3 separate regions of the Mus musculus genome follow, and regions 1 and 3 are each linked to region 2. A link is a contact called in ENCODE Hi-C or POLR2A ChIA-PET data. All regions are on one chromosome and are shown on one strand. The core of a region is the stretch at or near the end of the contact, and the rest is flanking DNA. Distances in the headings are between cores, read along the strand shown. Region 1 holds the start of Mterf3 (mitochondrial transcription termination factor 3). Region 2 holds the start of Zfp455 (zinc finger protein 455). Region 3 holds the start of Uqcrb (ubiquinol-cytochrome c reductase binding protein).

Region 1 (3,436 bases), core at 370-2,869, 260 kb before region 2:
TAGCACTCAGAAGCCTGAGGCAAGATTGCTCAAAGTTCTACAAGTGTGACACGGCTCAAATAAATGAATAAATGGAAAGTGCTCAATAAATGTTAGCCAGCAGTATTCTCAACTAAACAGACAAAAAACCTGTAACTGTCAATTAACTCTTACTTATGCCGTTGTGTTCTGTTTCTCTAGCCAGAGGATTCAGATAGTTTTATGTCCTGAATAGGAAGAAACATTTGAGAGTTTAATCTCTTGTTATAGTTGGGGGATGCTTGCTAAGAATAATACAAGGGCAAATCTTTCCTTCTGAAGTGGTATAGGAAGGCGGTGTTGGCAATAACCTTGTGGAATAGGCAATTTTTGCTAAACTTTAGTTGGAAAGGGGCTTCCAAGCCTGCCAATTTTCCCCTCAAACTCCCTCTCATCTCCAAAATAGTTAAAGTAGGAACTAAGTTGTGCCACCTAGACAAGACCAAGCTTCGAGAGAAACTTCAGCACAGCCAGGCAGGTCCAATCTACAAGTGGGGGTCCTGACAGTCAAGACTGGATATGTCACTGTAGCCCACGATGATGGAGGTTCAGACACTATTCTCCACATGCTTTTACGTATGCTATTCTAGAAAAAAACACTGGTCCACTCTCAGCATCAAAGTACTTTTTATAATGTTGGGGATTACAATAAGGGCTCTAGGGTACTTACAAACCAGCTCCCAGAACCCCAATTTCATTCTAGAGTCTGTCCAGAATCAAATTCAATACCCTTTCCACATTTAGTAGACTCTGTTAAATTCTATTTGCATTCAAAGATCTGAGTGCTAAAGACTAATAATGTTCACCCTCCACTTTTACTTGCCAGTGCACTCCTTTTCACATAAATTTGCTGTCTCAGCAATGTCAATGATTGATAGTCTGTGCAGAAGGACAGCACAGTCCCGCCCCCTCTCGAGACCCACCTTCCCAGGGTCTTTTCAGCACCAAGCTAGAGGTTTGGAGGGTTCCAGTTTGTTGAGTGGAAGTGAGTCCAGGACAAATAAAGACACAAAGGACTCAGAAACGAGTAAAGATGTGCACTCGTGAATAACGCCTTACGGTATGTACATTAAGAGGGCAAAAGAAAAAAAAAAATCCTTAAAATCTCTCAAGTTCATTAGTAGGGTACGCCAGCTCTCAGCGGTTACCGGGCACTCTTGTTTTGTTGTTAGGAATAGGAACAAGAGCCGAAACAGGCTTTTCTAGGTTCAAAATCTTTACAACTAATCCCGAGCTCCGATGATGAAAGATGCACTTCGTAATAAAGGGCCTCTGGGCAGCGCAGCCGCAGTCCTTAGACTCTTTAACCAACCGGCTTTATCCGGGAAGGACTTCCGCAGGAAGCCGGGACATCCTCGGGGCCTTAGTCTGAAGCTGATGAACAAGCCCGGCGACGTTGCCACCACAAGGTTTAGGTACCGACCGATCGAGCCCGAACCTCCTCTCCGGGTCACCGATACCTACCAAGCCGCGAGGCTCCCGGACGCTGCTGGGTACAGGTAGGCCGGACAGTAATCCGGCCGGGCGGCGGTCTCGCGCTCCTGCTTCACAGCGACCGTGCAACCTACGCCGGGGATACGGTGCACCGTAGCTTCGCAAGCCGGCGATTCGCCACGCTAGGCCGGCACCGCCCCCCACGTGGGCTGCGCTGCGAATGGGCGAGACCATCTGCGGCGGCGCGGGAAGGGACGCCGCGGGGGACCGGGACAGAGCTGGCCTGGGGTTTGCAGGCCCTGGAGCTGGTCGCCGCGTTCCCAGGATCAGTCACTCCGCCGTAATGTGGGGAGGGTGAGAGCTCTACGATGTCGCCCTACTAGGCTGCTTCTTCAGGCTGCCTTCTCCCCCTGCTCCGGGACGCGGTGGTGGCGCCGCGACCCCGCCCTCGCGCGCGGGTCCTTCCCTGGGCTAGCACCCTTCTCAGGGTGCCAGACCCCGCCCCAGCGTCAGGCACCTTCGCTGCTGCGGTCCGTCGCTGCCGGGGTCCCAGCCTTCTAGGGCCGGGGCCTCCGGGGCCGCGGCAGGACGGGGAGAAGAACTATGGCGTCCTGCGTGGGGAGCAGGACTCTGAGCAAGGATGATGTGAACTACAGGATGCATTTCCGCATGATCAACGAGCAGCAAGTGGAGGACATCACCATAGACTTCTTCTACCGGCCGCACACCATCACCCTGCTCAGCTTCACCATCATCAGCCTCATGTACTTCGCCTTCACCAGGTAAGTCTGGCCTGGAGTCGCGCGGAGCGCCGGGGAGAGGAGGACAGAGACGACAGACCGAGAAGCAGTAGAGGGGAGGGTGGCCAGGTGTGGCTGGTGGTAAGGAAGTGAGTAGCTGTTCCACGCGTGCAAGCTCGGGGACACAAGGGCCACACAGCTCCTCTGCCTACCGCGTGGCTTACAGTCCTCTCCGCCTACTTTTCCACCTGCCACCCCTCATGTCCAAATCCCATCTTTCTCATTCACTACGTCGGACCACACCAGGAACTCATGCAGGTCACCTAGCTGGGTGATCCACACCCCTTGCTCTGTATCGTTCTCTGTCACTATCAGAAGGCTCTGATCTCTAACCACTCATCCGTGGTCTGTCTCCAGCAAATGGCATGAACCATTTCATGATTGAACCTCCTTCAACTCACACTACACACATAAAACACACACCATACACAGAAAAATCCTCTGGCATTCAGTATTACCAGGCACACACACAAATGTACATGTGAGGTGCACCACACTGTTTTTCCTTTTATATACATTTCCCAAAGTCATCTAATGTAACTCTTCTCCCAGTCTCAAACACCACCTCAATGCCACAGCATCAGCAGTCGCTGTTGACACACATCCCAGTGGATGCCTCCCATGAAGCACAAGCCAATACCCATCATTTCCAATGTACTGTACTCTATAGGCTACCGCTGACCACAAGGGGCACATCCTGCCCTCTCATGCATCTCTAAAATACTGGCTGAAAGGGGATAGTGGCAAGCAGTTGTGTATTATCTAGAGACTAGAGAATGCTAACCACACTAAACAAAACACATAAAATGCACACAACATAACATGGCTCTCTTATTCCCCTAAAAATATACACACATGTTCAGATCACTTCTAATAGCTGTGTATTTCGTACCTTACAAAGCTATTGTATCTGTGGCCCCTTGACCTCAGCCAAGGAGCTAATGGATCCTACAACATACACACCCCTATTTCTGTCTTATAATTTATATTATCTGAATTACATTTTTTAAAGAGAGGGGAGTCATACCCTATCCACCAAACCATTATGGCTTCCAAGAGTAACCAAGATTTCAAAACTGGCTGTGATTTTAGGGAAGTTATTTAACTTTGTTCTCAGTGTGAGGGTCCATGCCTATAAAATGAATAAAGAGTTTGTAATCACTTCAGGATTAGGAAGACTAAAT
Region 2 (3,140 bases), core at 128-2,627:
TGTAACTGGTAGGGTGTATACTGTCCTTCCTAATATCTTGGTGGGATCACACTTCATAAAACATGCAGGTGACAGCTAAGTGGACTTGGAACCCCACCATAGCCTCATGTTAGAAACATAGCAACATCTAGAAAGGGGATGTCTGTGCTTTAGAACACACAGATGAAGTTTAGGTTGACACTGTTCTTTGACATCCAAATGATTCAGCAACCACAGACCCAATGCATATGATGATGTAGGGGTTAGGTTTTCACAGCACATTCCTCTCGAACTTATTCTTATCCTTCCCTGCCTGGTCACTATTCCTCCTTTTGGAAAAGGCAGGTTTCCACTGGTCCATGGTAGGTTGAAGGAGTAATCTTGTAAGCACTTTGAAATAAGCAATTGATTGAATTACAACATCAAGAGACTTTGGGCTTTGACTGTCTTGGGACTATTAAAGTCTATGGGCATGTTGAGAAGTGAATTGTCTTTCTTAGAAACAGATGAAAGTGAAACTCTCAGAGGCTTCCAGGTTACAGAGTATGGTGTTTTTTTTTAACGTATTTGATTGTCAAATTCCAATAAACTTATTTGATATTTCTGATTTGTTTTTGAAATAATCATTTCTCTGTCCTGATTTTGAGAAACTGAGGTTAGTTCAGGGCAGATGCTTTGACTTTCAAAATATTGTCACATAGGAACACTTGTAGATCAGAGCAGGGAAAGGAAATTGAGTAAGAAAGATCAGACCTCTGCAGAGAGAATTCTAACAATGGATAATGGGCCAGTGGCCAGTACACATACCAGTGTGACCTCAGGAGCTGTGTCCTCCCAAGTGTAATCTGAGCAGGGGAAGGAACAACAACATCAACAACGGGCAAACATACCCAGTGGCTTATGTGTACCTGTGTTTGTGAACAACCATTGGAGACCGTTAAAATTGTAGTACAGCTCCCACTAAAAAGGAATTTCTTAAATATATATTAACATTTTAAAGTTTTAACTTTGTTAAATGATCTATACTCTCAATGTGTCCCTGACCAACTAACCACAGTATATACATCCTAATATTTACACAAAACTGTTTTTCATGATGTGGAATCTGATCCATGTATGTCTCATGCAGAGTGTAATTGCAAAGGAACAAGTATTATTTATTTATTTGCAATACTGAGTATTATGACAGAGTCTACATTAGAGTCGAGCGCTTTAAAGTAGGCCAAGTACCTACCATAGTACCTACCATAGTATAATAGTAAAGAAAACAGAGAGAAGGCTACAAATCTAAGACCAGGGAAAGACCACATTCAGTTCCAGGAATAGCTTCGCAAAGACTTCTGGGATATGTAGTCCAAGCAACTGTGCCATCACGAGGAGCCATCCAGGCAATCCCACTTTAGCTTTCGTTTTGTACATTGTGCCTTCCTCAAAGTTTTTGCGAGAGTCCTGAACGGCTGTACACGCCTGTTGTCTCTGTCATGGAGGTTGGTTCATGAAACAGCACAGCCTGGGGCTTTGTGCAAGCATCGGGCTGGGAAAAGGCGGGGAGAGTGGGTGTGGGGAAGGTGGGGACTGAGCGGACCTGGGCTTGGAGGGAGAACGGAAGAAAAGAAGCTGTTGGGATTTGTTGTGCTGATCTGGCTGGGTCACGTGAGGTTGCAGTTCTGGACCAGGAATGGGGCGATTGGGATTGTGTCTGAGGTGAGGGTTTTCATAGGACACCGCAGGGTGTCTTGGACATAGGAACAGACTGGTAGCAGGGGTCAGGATTGCAAGCTAGTGATGGTGAGATGACTACTTGCACCTGAGGCAGTGCTGGGAACTCTTTGACAGCTTTGCTGGGAAGCATGCTCCCCTAGCTGCCCCATTCTCAGGTGGATGCTGTCAGATGCCCCAGTCAGTACCTTTAGAGCAAATGGGGTACCTGGCCCCACTATCCTCTGTACCTGGCCTCCTCCTACGGTCCTGATTATGTTCATTTTCCCTATCAGTTAAGGAATTAAGAGAGAATAAAAATCCAAGTCCCAACAGGTCATAGATGGGAAAATCTGGAACAGAGCAGAGAGATCTGCCAGGATGGGAGGTCACTGAGAGTCTTTGACTATAGGTGAGGAAACACATGTAGTGGATACACAGAGGGAAGTCAGCAAAGCAGGCAACCTGCCACCTGGTTTTACCTTGAGGGCTGGGTTTCCTTAAACCTTGGATAGGTTTCCTGTTCATAAAGTAGGGTTGAATAATTGTAAATAAGACACAATGTCTGCTTGGCACACTATGATTATGTCAACGTGCCTTGATCAGGCCTTGAACCTGAGAACGTTTATGAGCAGGGTATTAGTATCTGGTGAAAATCTCGCGTGGCCTTGTTTTAGGGGGCCAGGCTTTTGTGTCAGGTCAGCAGGGTAAGGAAGAGCTCACAGACCTGTGTGTATTCTTGTGACTTAAAGTAAACAGACCTGTGATAGAAAGACACTTGAGCCTACTGTGAGGCACATTCCTGTCATCTCTGTATTTGTGAGGGGGAGGGGCAGGACCCTCTGGTCAACCCCTGCTTGATAGCAAATTCAAGGCCAATGTAGGCTACCTCAGTCTGTGTCAGAAAACATTTAATCATGCTTGATGGACGTGAGAAATACTCTCTATGATTCATTCCATGTCTTCCAGTGAGAGCCGTGGAAAACCCCTGCAATCAACACTTTGGTGTCTTACAAAGTACACATGCTTCCCTTCTGCCGACCCAATCCATGTGGGATTCAAACTTTGTTTTCACTAACATGCTCTTGTTAAAGATGGTACATTTGGGTGACTATTTGTTTGGATTTACTGTGTGAGGAAGGACTCTCCTCTTTCCCTTGCTTGATTATTCTTCCTATTGACAGTGAATGTTCACTCCTTTTGGATAGTTAAGTTTGTGTTAGATTCTGCCATGACCTGAGGATGCTTTCTTCTGGTCTTCCCTGAATTCTTCCAGTTTGCTCCGTCCATATCTAGGCAGAGACTCCATCATTTCTTCATTGCCTTTCTGCAGTTCTTGAATGATGCAGGCTACTGTAGTTTATGTTCATGTGTCATTTTCTGCCTCTTTTTCTGGGATATCTTCCTGTGTTCCTGTCCCAGAGGTTTAGCTGCTTGCAAATGCTTCTTACAGTTAGCTGGAA
Region 3 (3,332 bases), core at 350-2,849, 290 kb before region 2:
TGACTGCCAGAGGACGTTGTCATCCTTTTCATTTTTGAGATGGCATCTCTCACTGGCTTGGAAGTGCCAAGTACATTAGGCTAAAAGGCCAGTGAACCCCAAGATCACTTGTTTCCTTGTCTCCAGCTCTAGGATTAAAAGCATGGATTAGGGCTACTGAGACGTGTCTCATATAATGGAACTCAGTTTATTTAAAAAGAAAAAGCTCAACAAACAAAATGGGTTCTGAGAACCGAAATCAGGCCAGTATTTACATTGCAAGGCAAACTTTTTACCAACTGAGCTATATTCTCAGTCCCTAAGCGTTAAGGCTACTTTCTTACCATAGAAGGAAAAAGAGGCTCCCTTCTTATTATCTCCTTCTAATTTCCTAATCCTCAGTACAGATTACTACATGGCTTCCTCCAACCTTTAAATTAGAAGTCATGCATAAAATTGTTTCTAAGAGAAATTTAAATTGTCAAGGGCTAATGCTCAGTTGGTATATTGCTTGCCTAACATACACCACAAAGCCCTGGGCTCCAACTCCAGCACTACATAAAACATGCATAGTGATTCATTCCTGCAATTCCAGCATTTTTAGGGTGGAGGAAAAAAGAATCAGAGGTTCAAGGTCATTCTTCAATACACAGCTAACTTGGGCTACCCTGGCTCAAAAAATAAAAATATTAAAAAAAAGCATAAGAACTAAATTGTTAACACAGCAGTGATTATAATATCGATTAATATTTACTTAACAAATGTGTCAGGCACTACTCTGTTTGCCACATTATAGATCAAAAGCCTGTTGCAGAAAAGGAAGCTGGCTTACGTAAGTATTAAACTCAACAAAACAGAATACTTTTCCTAAAATTGTGTCAAATGGGTAAAATTAATGCCTTCAGAATTTCCAGGGACTGTGAGAAGGTTATCAGTATTGTTTTTAAAGACTATTCCAACGTATACCATCAGTGGGCAAAGATTAAGCTTTAAAAAAAAATAGGAGGGGAGAGGGTGAGTAATATTTGATGTGAAAACATTCTGGCACTCTATCTCAAATTTGTTCTAGTGCCTACATTAAACAAAAGTCCTTACAGCCCTGCAGCCCCAGCTCACCGTCCAGATATGCCAAGGTTAACCTGAAACCTCACTATAACCCTATCTTACTTCCTTTTAATTCTTCTGACAAGTCTTAGGAGCGTCATGCGGGCTCGGGCGCTGTTTGCTCCGATCACTGTCACTGAAGTGGCCTGCGCCTGACTCCAAATGCTCCCCACTACTCGCTGTGGCTGTCGTCTGCTGACCTCCTCACCTCCCTAAGCTGTCCCAAGGCGGAGGGGAAGGAGGCCGAACCCGGTCAGCCCCGCTGGGCTCCTTCCGGCAGAGGTCCCTGTTCTAACCCTCAGGCAGGCCCGACCTGGCTCAGCGAAACCTGTCCTTTGAGCTGCTGGGTCGCCACGTCTCTTATCACAAACTAGCTATTTAGCTAACGCAAAAGGAGAACAAGTTCGTGAGAAAATACAACCGCTCCACGATACCCACAAAGGAGGAGTAATTACTCACCAGCAGATCGGCCCGCCATTTTGACCTGAGAGTGAAGCGCTGCCTTCTGGGTAAGTCCTAGAGGACACGCCGGGCTCCTACGCAGGCGTCCTGGATACTTTAGGAAGGGGAAGGGAGGGGCAGGCGCTGCTCTGACCGCCAGCAGAAGGCATTTACTCTTTCCTACCTGAATGGACTCCACACATTAGGCTGATCTTTTTGTGTGCCTTGTTACAAAAAACATTCTTCGCGACACAATGGGGAAAGTACTGCGAAATTAGGAGACAGTGTTATTCAATGCTCTGTTATAGGAAAGAACCTTTGCGGAATAAATGGAGTCTTGGAGACAGGTAATGTAGTAAATGATTTTCAGGCAAACCGCATCTCAAAATGCATGGAGGGGATGCTAGGACGCTAGAGGACGCTTGATGCTCAAATTCTTTATGTCAAATGGTGCGGTGTTTTAATATAATGTATACACTATTGCATTCTTTAAATCACCTCAGGATTACTTTAATACAGAATATAAAGTAAGCACCACACAAATAACTGTTATACTGCACTATTTTGGAAGTAACACAGGTATAATGAACATTTATAGTTAACACAGATATACCCCTTCCCGATCTGTGGTAGACTCAATCTATAGGTCTGCAATCTTTGGGTTCAGAAGTGTGGCTATATTCTCATTTAATTCTAAATCATCAGTGTAATTACTGGTGCTATCAGTATTGAAGAGAGAAGGAAGCTGAGCCTCAGAAAAGTTCAATAAGTTATCCAAGGGCATTGAAATTGGGTAGAGTCCAGGTTTGTTTGTTTGTTTGTTAACTAGAATTGAGAAATCCAGTTTCAAATTCGGGCTTCCTTATTTCTAGGATCATATGCTGCACAACCAATCCCAGATAACTTTCAGCTTCTAGGCTTCACTTTCCCCACCTAAAAATCCCTATCAAACAATTTTAGTAGAAAGTTAGGTTGGATAAGCTTTAAAAATATTAACTTTAAGGTAGGAGTAAATGGCACATGCAAGATCCAAGAATTCAGTAGTCTGAGGCAGGAGGATCCCTGCAAGTTCAAGACTACAGTTGTCTACATAGTGAATCTGGCATCAGTCTGCAAGACCTTACCTAAAACAAAACAACAACAACAAAACCCCTAAGATATATTTAGAATTTGCATATAGTATTAAAAATGGAGCAAGCAGAAAGACTATAGACTGTGCTTTCAAGATCTCAACCCCAACAGGTAGAGTCTAAAATAAAAAACTAAGGACAGAAAGTGGAGTTACTGTTGAGTTTTACTATGACTCGATAGTGGTCTTTTTTTTTTTTTTTTTTGAGGTAGATACTATTTATTATTTCTTGGTTTCCCTCTCATTGACATCAACTATCTTTTCTGAATTTTGGACTGGATTTAATGTCAAAAATACAGAAATGAGCTGGGCAGTGGTGGTGCACGCCTTTAATCCCAGCACTTGGGAGCCAGAGGCAGGCAGATTTCTGAGTTCGAGGCCAGCCTGGTTTACAAAGTGAGTTCCAGGACAGCCAGCAGGGCTATACAGAAAAACCCTGTCTCAAAAAAAAAAAAACAAAACAAAAAAAACAAACAAAAAAAAAACAGAAATGTAGACAAAATTATTCAGTAATAAAGCCAGTGTTCTGAATCCAATACAAAATTAGTTGCTGATACATAGCTCAAATATAAACAGTGTACTTTATTAAAGCTCAATAGTGGTCTTACCATGCTGTCTTTCAGACTTAAGCTGAGACCCAGGACAGCATAGAACTGTCTCATTATGAATCCAAAATGTT

Evidence for each region. Hi-C counts contacts between places; a loop is a spot of excess contacts on that map. ChIA-PET counts read pairs that join two places held with the same protein, here RNA polymerase II (POLR2A).
Region 1: a map of regulatory T cell shows a loop between it and region 2 (2.7-fold over the local background). The contact joins the promoter of Mterf3 here to the promoter of Zfp455 in region 2. A Hi-C loop is called at or near these places in 1 of 37 maps with a recorded cell type or tissue (regulatory T cell). POLR2A ChIA-PET finds 5 or more read pairs at or near these places in 1 of 5 experiments (Patski).
Region 3: a loop to region 2 is called in a map of heart, with 2.1 times the contacts of the local background. The contact joins the promoter of Uqcrb here to the promoter of Zfp455 in region 2. A Hi-C loop is called at or near these places in 1 of 37 maps with a recorded cell type or tissue (heart). POLR2A ChIA-PET finds 5 or more read pairs at or near these places in 1 of 5 experiments (Patski).

Annotation. Positions count from the first base shown.
Region 1 is chr13:66,931,453-66,934,888 of GRCm38, forward strand. Mterf3 (mitochondrial transcription termination factor 3) reads right to left here and starts at 1,620. Exons shown (of 8, transcript NM_025547.4): 1 at 1,483-1,620. Ptdss1 (phosphatidylserine synthase 1) reads left to right here and starts at 1,378. Exons shown (of 13, transcript NM_008959.3): 1 at 1,378-2,234. The coding sequence starts at 2,056.
Region 2 is chr13:67,193,129-67,196,268 of GRCm38, forward strand. Zfp455 (zinc finger protein 455) reads left to right here and starts at 1,378. Exons shown (of 4, transcript NM_001048204.1): 1 at 1,378-1,466. The coding sequence starts at 1,461.
Region 3 is chr13:66,903,751-66,907,082 of GRCm38, forward strand. It overlaps Uqcrb (ubiquinol-cytochrome c reductase binding protein), which reads right to left and starts at 1,600. Exons shown (of 4, transcript NM_026219.2): 1 at 1,543-1,600. The coding sequence starts at 1,561. Gm10767 (predicted gene 10767) reads left to right here and starts at 1,665. Exons shown (of 3, transcript NM_001177750.1): 1 at 1,665-1,871. It also overlaps a transcript of Mterf3 not described here.